Linked DNA regions of Mus musculus: all the other regions are linked to region 3. A link is a loop called in an ENCODE intact Hi-C map of the cell type or tissue named here. Cell type or tissue: heart. All regions are shown on one strand.

The links. A loop is a pair of places that touch in the nucleus more often than their neighbours do. Peaks named below come from ENCODE experiments on the same cell type or tissue, not always from the same donor. Only the 100,000 strongest peaks of a DNase experiment are listed, where the experiment ranks them.
Region 1: it touches region 3 in a loop (2.2-fold over the local background); 1 of 42 quality-filtered maps calls a loop at or near these places.
Region 2: it touches region 3 in a loop (3-fold over the local background); 1 of 42 quality-filtered maps calls a loop at or near these places.

The regions. Positions count from the first base shown.
Region 1 is chr8:22,397,260-22,399,759 of GRCm38, forward strand. Slc25a15 (solute carrier family 25 (mitochondrial carrier ornithine transporter), member 15) reads right to left here and starts at 1,362. Exons shown (of 7, transcript NM_181325.4): 1 at 1,181-1,362. 1810012K16Rik (RIKEN cDNA 1810012K16 gene) reads left to right here and starts at 1,462. Exons shown (of 3, transcript NR_045473.1): 1 at 1,462-1,724; 2 at 1,888-2,019; 3 at 2,186-2,332. In heart, no CTCF peak of the experiment used is centred here; a DNase peak (open chromatin) is centred at 1,352; H3K4me3 peaks cover 2,209 bases; H3K27ac peaks cover 1,650 bases.
Region 2 is chr8:22,592,377-22,594,876 of GRCm38, forward strand. Vdac3 (voltage-dependent anion channel 3) reads right to left here and starts at 1,437. Exons shown (of 9, transcript NM_011696.2): 1 at 1,308-1,437. In heart, no CTCF peak of the experiment used is centred here; a DNase peak (open chromatin) is centred at 1,475; H3K4me3 peaks cover 2,497 bases; H3K27ac peaks cover 2,089 bases.
Region 3 is chr8:22,475,659-22,478,158 of GRCm38, forward strand. It overlaps Smim19 (small integral membrane protein 19), which reads right to left and starts at 1,221. Exons shown (of 4, transcript NM_001146117.1): 1 at 848-1,221. It overlaps Slc20a2 (solute carrier family 20, member 2), which reads left to right and starts at 1,042. Exons shown (of 11, transcript NM_011394.3): 1 at 1,042-1,267. In heart, no CTCF peak of the experiment used is centred here; DNase peaks (open chromatin) are centred at 1,043, 1,133, 1,483 and 1,693; H3K4me3 peaks cover 2,500 bases; H3K27ac peaks cover 2,218 bases.

The DNA of each region.
Region 1 (2,500 bases), 78 kb before region 3:
TTAATCCCCCCCCCCCCTCCAAGAGCCAAAGGGACAGTAAGTTTGCTGTGAACTTGAGTCTCCTAGAAATGTTAGAAAGGCCATGAAGTCGCATCAACTTGGGGACAAGACCTACATGAGGATGAAAGCAATAGACACACTAACATGGATAAGGAAATCTCGGGGGAGGGGGTCTCAACCCTTGACAAAGAACTACAAACGAGTAAGGAAAGCTGGGAATGGGGGCATAGTCTTCCCCAGAGTACAGTCCCCAGTTGGTTATCCACCATATAGAGACAAGTAGCATTATATGTCCTGAGAAAAAGAGGCCATGAATTTGAAAGGGGGTAGGGGATATGGTTACACCGAAGGGGTTAGGCGTAGAAAAGGGAAGGGAGGAAATGATGTTAATTACAATTTTAAAAAGATATATTTTTTTAAGTGCTTTCCCGTGCTGGGAATTAAACCTAACTTCCTGCATACCAGGAAAGTACTCTTAACACTTAGCCCCCTTCTCAGGGGTATCTGTCAAATTATAGAAGACAGAAACGCTACTAACAGATGAACCCAGAAAGAATGCACAAGGACCTGAGTATCACCTGTGGCTTGGGGGATATGCAGGACCTGCAAAAACCAGACCGGTCTGCGCGGATTTAAACTAATTTAGGAGCCTGCTGTACCATTTGGAGTAGAAACCCCGAATCCTTTGAGCGTCTCACCCTCTTCCTTCAAACTACCCAGCAGTCCCAGAAACAACGCCGCCGACACAACCACTGGTTCCTAGGGTGCCAGAAAGAACTTCCCGGGTGCTCAGCGCAGGTGAGGCTGCCTTTCGCTAAGGAGGGACCCGTCTGGAGCTGCAGCTGGAGCTGCAGCTGGGCTGCAGAAGGCCGCCTGCCTGCCACCACCATCAATCGAACCCCTCGGGCCCAGCCCGGGACAACCGGGGTGCCAACTACTGCCGCAGCTGCGGAGCGCTTCACCCGGCCTGACCCGGATTCTGCTCTGCTCCGCGCAGCGCGCGCACACTGGCCACCGCGCCCGCCCGCCCGAACCTCCGCGTCTCCCGGGACCCCGCAGCGAGCCCGGTGCGCGCGCCCGGAGCCGCGGCACGTGTGCGGCAGGGCGGGGACTGTCAGCCGCGTTCCCCAGCCGGGCCGGTCGCCCACTCGCTCGCTCCCGCCCGCTCCCGCAGCCTCACCGCCGCGCCTGGCTGTGTCCGGCTCGCCCTCTGCCGCCCGCGCGCTCCGCTGGCGGCCGCGGGCCCCCGGGCAATTTTTAAGGTCGCCCTGTGGGTCCGGCCCTCGGGCCCTCCCTCCTGAGACCCCCTCCACCAGCCCTCCCTCCGGAGGCCACGCCCTCCTGAGGGCCCGCCCTCTCGAAGTCCCGCCCTACCGGCCCTCCCCCACGCGAGGCCCCCTCCGCCCCTCCCTCCCGAAGGCTGGCCAAGGAAACGGAAATCTGCTCTCCTCGCTGACTGCCGAGCTGGCAGCCTCCGGGAGGACTCACCTTGAGGTCTCCCAGCGTTATCCAGCCCCAGGAGGCTGTGGCTTTAACAGTAAATGGAAAGTACTAGAATGGTAGTGGTGAACTATAAGTTCCCTTATGGGCAGCTTTTTAAATCATCTGTTTATTTGTCTACAGACAGGGTCTCGCATAGCCCAGGCTTAACTTGCTATATGGCTGAGGGTGGTCAGGAACTTCCTGATCTTCCTACCTCCCCCTTCCAAGAGAAGGAATTTCAGGTTTGTTCCACCAGGCTTGGATTTGTGAGGTGGCTGGGATGAAACGTGGGGCTTCCTGCATGCTAGGCAAGCGCTCTGCCAACAGAGCTACATCCCTAGGTTTTAGTTGCTTGTCTGATTGTCTATTTTGTGTCGCTTTAGGTTTCATTCTTTCTCCCCTAAGGAAATCCATTCCCAGGAACATTATGGAAAAGACAACAATATAAGCTGCCGCTGCAGGTTTTATAGTTCCCAGCGATATATTCCTGAGGCTTTAATTAGAAGCTCAAAGTGACGCTGGAGTGAGGGCGCAGAGGTAAAGAACCTTTGATACTTATCAACTTGACTCAGCCTAGAATCAGTAGAGGGATTGCCTAAATCCAGTCAGTCTGAGGATGGAAAGGTCCGTAGCAGCAATGTCTTGATCAGTAATTGATGCTGGAGAGCCCAGCCCACTATGGGTGGTGTCATTCCTCTGGCAGGAAGTCCTGGATTGGAGGGGGGAAAAAAGCATCGTCCAGAGATCAACCAAGAAAGTGAGTCGGTAATCTGTATTCCTACATGGCTTCTGCCTTGACTTCCTGCCTTCCGTCAATCTGGAAGAGAATGCCAAATAAACCTTTTCCAAGCTGCAGTTTAGGCAACAGTGTTTCATTGCTGCAACAGAACGAAACTAAAATTCAGTTCTTAGCCCACATCTGGTAGCGCCCAAGTCCAGCGCTGGTGTGTATCCAGCTCCCCCGTCTGGCTTCTGTAAGCATCTGCAGGTTCCTTCAGGGGTACACACACACACACAC
Region 2 (2,500 bases), 120 kb after region 3:
GGGCAAAGGAGATGGCTCAATTGGCAAAGTGTCTGTCACACAAGCATGAGGAACTGCATATGAGGACCCACACAGCACTGGGGTAGGGAAAGTGCGGAGACAGGAAGACTTCTCAGTTCAGTGAGGAGACCTATACCCAACATCAACCACTGGACTCCACATGCATACGGATGTGCACACAAACGTGTACATACACCACATAAACAAGTTCACACACACACCCAAAATTTATAGAGAAATGGGGATGGCGTATGGGTAAAGCACTTATCTTACATAGAAGAGGATCTATAATTGATGCCACGGGTTTTATCCAAGGCATCAATCAAAAGGAAAAGTTAAGGAGTCAAGGCAAATGAGTGGTATTGATGTTCTACATCAATCTATAATAAAATTCTGCTCTATGTTACAGAGTTTGGAGTCCACTAGCAGGGTAATTTTACAGTCCCGGTAGTAATGTAAATCTTTTGCCATCATTCTAGGAGGGAGGAAACACAGGTCTTACGTATTCAGACAGAAACGTTTATACAGTTTTAGGTTTTCATACTGATCAGGGAGAAAATAAACCAAGGTGGTCGAAATGTCTAAGTGCTATTTACAAGCTGCGTTTAGCGTTTTTGATCCACTGTTTCTCAAAAATCATCACTTTGCAAAAGTCAAGTGGATAACTGAAGTCGTTCATGCCCAAACTGTCCCTTACTCGGACCCATGATTCTAATGGGAAATGCACTGCTGGTATGATCAAGCAAAAAAATCGAGAAAACCCGGACTCCATGTTACTCGAGAGTCAAGCTACAACCTCACAATCATCTTAGCGCTACAAGACAGCTATGCACCATGCCCTGAGGCTGCATTAGAGCCTGAGAGGACGACAAAAGGCACTAACTAGAGGAGACAGCTTCTCTTTTGTTCCTTGTTTCTGCTTTTTAAGATGCATGAAGAGCATCCACCCTTCGGCCGTCGGGAGTGCAAGACACGCCTGACAAGTGCTGGACACACCAGACAGCGGGGTGAGGACAGGGTCGGGTGTAGGTTTGGGGTTCCGGGACTCGTCCTCTCTAGAAACCGCCCGCCTTCCAGCCTGGCCCCGGGCAGACCGCCAGTGCGCACGCCGGGTGCGGCGGAAGGTCGCGGCCGGCCCAGGGCGGCGACTCCCGCCCTCAGGCGACCAACAGGGTCCGGGCAGCGGAGTCTCCCCTGCCTCGCCTCGCCCTAGGTCGGCGCCCCTCAGCTCCTCCTCCGTGGCCTCGGCCGGCTCCTCAGGCCCGCCGGCCATCCGCCCACCCGGCCCGCGGCAGCGGTCGCCTCACCTACAACCCGAGGGTGGGCCCGTCCCGCTCCACCAAGGCAACGCTGAAGGTCTTCTCGAACCAACGCCGTCTGCGCCTGCGCGACCTCGCTCCCCCGCCGCGCCTGTGCGCCTGCGCGCCCGTCGTCCCCCAGCGCGAGTGCGCGCGGCGCGGCGCCGCGCCTCAGACCAGACGTGCAAGGGGCCCCGCGGCGGGCGCCTAGGCCAACTGTCCGGCTGCGCGTGCGCGGGCGAGTGCGCGGGCGCAGTGGGGGCCCTGCTGGCGGGTGACCGGCGCGGGGTGGTGTGGAAATGGCCGAAAGGCCTTTGAGGACCTTTGCTGGGCCGGGAGGCGCGGCTCTCGCGAGAATGTGCCAAAGCCGTAGCTACTGTCCCCTGAAGGGGCGCGGGCGGGCAGGGCGCCAGCAGAGACCCAGGGCGGGCTCTGCGGACGCGAGCTGCCAGCCAGAGTGTCGCTCCCAGACCCTGCCACCCTCTCTATGGTGGATGACTTGCAGGTCTTTATGGGAACTTCGTCCCAGGTCAACTGTAATTTTAAAATGTGAGTCTTCTCAGTTGGAACGATGAGAGAAAACCCAGGCCCTAGAGGTTAGGCGACTGCGGGCTTCTAGAGCATGCAAGTTAATTCAAGAGAGAGAGAGGATGGAGAGAGAGCTCTTCTTAGAAGAGAAATCAATGTCGCAGGAATTGTGCAAGGAACACACCACTGCTTTAGAGCCACCTTAGTGACAACCGATTCCCCAGCAAACGGTTAAGGAGATCCCGATGGTTCCCAGGACTCACTCACTCCGCGGATTATTTACTGAAGAGGAAAGGACCTTCACAGCCAGAAAATCGCCTTCACCAAGTGACTAAAGCTAACTTCAGGTGCCCTGTCATTCACAGAAAGGGACACAAGTCGATATTCTTATATTCTTGGTTGTGAACCTAGCCTTTAACGGCTGAGCCATCTCTCCAGCCCACGAGTCAGTATTCTTAACAAAGCATGTAATTTGTCTATGGGCGAGAAAGCAAATCCAAATTAAGGGACGTTCTGCGAAGCAACTGCTCAATCTTCAATGTCATGAAAGATGAAGAAAAGGGTTTAAGAACAAAAAGATGTAATGCTAAAGTGTTTTTGTGAGTCTCAGTTGGACTGTGGATAAAACAAAAGGGCTATTGAACACAACCAAGCAACTGAGGAGATTTGAGTAA
Region 3 (2,500 bases):
TGTAACCTAACCAAGTGTGAGGATATGCGCCTTTCCCCTTCAGTCTAAAGTAAAATGTCCAGGGGTTGGTTCATTTCAGGCAAGTTAATGCTCTAGTAGATTGATGCTGAGAGTGACATTCTGGGCTCTTATGGGAAAACTGACATCTTCCCTCAGCTGTCCGGTGATGTAATGTTTAAACTATTATTGCATTAGAAAGATGCTAGCTAGATGGAGCTGATTTAAGCTGCAGGTTAAACACGCATATTAAGAGATCATGACATCAAAAAACGCATCCATCGGGATTTAGTTTAAGGCTGACCTCCTTTTGGGTGACAAAATCCTTTTCAGGTAATCATGAGACATTATCCTAAGTTTTAAAGTTTGTCCACTCCGTTCTAGAACCTGCCACCTCGCTTGGAATGCTATTTTCTGCCTCTCACGTGGGACTTTTGTTACTCTCTCACGGAAATTCAGACTACACATAATTTCTAACAACGGAACCCAAACACCATGAGGGGAAGATTCATTCTCCTGACTCTCTGAAGCACTGCGACGTTTGAGGTCCTAAAACAGACGGGAACAAGGTCACAGGCTTTCACCCCATCCTAGAGGACGGAGCATAGCTGAGGCCTGTGGACTGCGCAGTACACGTTCGAGTAATTTTTTTTTTCTTTTTGCACCCATCCTGCTTTGACGCACTGCAACTCAATAACAGGTGACAGTGGTGGCTCTGAGATCCCAAGGCCACAGGGACCCGGGGAACGGGAGGCGCAGAGGTGGCACACAGATCTGACGCCCAAACCTGGCCTCCTCCAGCCGCCGCCCCCCTCCCCCGAGCCTGTGCAATCTGTTCCAGGTGACATACAGGACAGTCCTCCCGCGACGGGACGCCGCACGCTCCCGCCGGCGTCTCTGCGGGCTCCGGGGACCCTAGGCACGCTGCAGCCGCCCCGCTCACTCCGCCCGCAGAGACACCCAGGTCGGGATCTGACCCGCAGCAGCTCGCAGCCCGCGGCTGGGCCCGGACTGGACGGGACGGGGCGGGGCCGGGACGGGGGCGGGGCGGTGACGCAGCCGCGCGCGGGCGGGCGAGCGAGCGGGAGAGCGGGCGGGCGGGCGCTCGGCGGCTGCTGAGGTGCGGAGGCCGCCGCGCCGAGCCGCTCCGCTCCGCTCGGGCTGTTCCGGGAGTCGGGCGGGGAGCGCGGGCCGAGACCCAGCGGACCGGACGACCTCGCCTTCGTCACTTCCTGCCGGCCCGCGGTTTCCGGAGGGAACGAGAAGCCAGGTTTTGTTATTGGTTTTTCTTCCTTCCCTCTGTGCGGGATCGGAGCCCGACGCCGCGGCGGCACCGCGTGCCGCGTGTGGCGGGAGCCGAGCGCAGCGCGGTGCAGCGCGGCGGTGCGTCTCTCCGCGCGCCGCGGCCCGGGTCGGCGCGGGCGGGAAGCGGCGGGCTCAGGCCGGAGGGCGCCGAGGCTCCTCCGCGGTGGGGCGGTCTCGGGGTGTCTGCGCGTGCTCCCGGGACGAAGCTGGCTGGCTGGGTTCTCGGTCTCCTCATCTTCCCGGCTGTGAGGCCGAGGCGACTGCTCTCTCGCATCTTTGCTTGAATGGCTAGGGTGTTTTTAAAAGAAAAAGAACAAAAAAGAAAAACACCATTTGCGTGGGGGGACTTGAATAAGGTTACGTTTTCCAGGGTGAGGCAGGTGGTGATCGTTAATGAGTGAGTGCAGTTTCGCCATTAAACCGATCAGTCGGTCCCCCCAGGTTAGTGCGGCCATGCAAATAAAGCGGCCCATTGTCCACGTGCTTAAGGGCTTAGCAATTCCAGCAGGGCAAGTTCTCCGGGATCATCTGACTTCTTGTTACCATTCTTGCTCGCAGTGTAGCGGTTCTCTTGAGTTGGCGTGCAGAGATAAGAGCAAATAATTAGACTGTAACTTTTCACAAGTTGTCTTGCCTATTACAAACTCACCTTCCCTTAGGATCAGTAACATGTTTTTGTAGTATCAGTGTATGTGCGTTTACGTATATTATACACACAATCATTTATATAATTTTTAAACCATTTAGTTTGAGTTTAAAGTTAGAGAATTAGAAAGAGTAGTACACGTGGTGTTTGCTGCCTGTTTGCCGGGACAGTGCCAGATGTTCATAGATGTTTTATATCAGTTCATTCTCAAGGGGAACTTCTTACATAGGCGTAGATTGTTCAGTTTCTCAATACTTAAGTTTGATTAGCTCGCACCACTATGTAGAACGTTGGCTTTAAATAGTTGTTTCTCTTCTGAAAATAAGGGTGCTGATCACAGAATAACTTAGCAAATTAGTGTGGCTTTAGAAAGAAGTTCATAGAAGTGTGTTTAGTCCATTTGGGTGTATAAGAGTTTTAAAAGCCTTGTGGCTCTTTTCTTACTCCTAAGTGCCCATTATATAACATGGTCAGAAGTTGATCTAGATAGGGTGGGCACCAGGCAAAGGTACAGAGCCGTTACTCAAATTTGGGGTCCTTTGTATTTCTTAC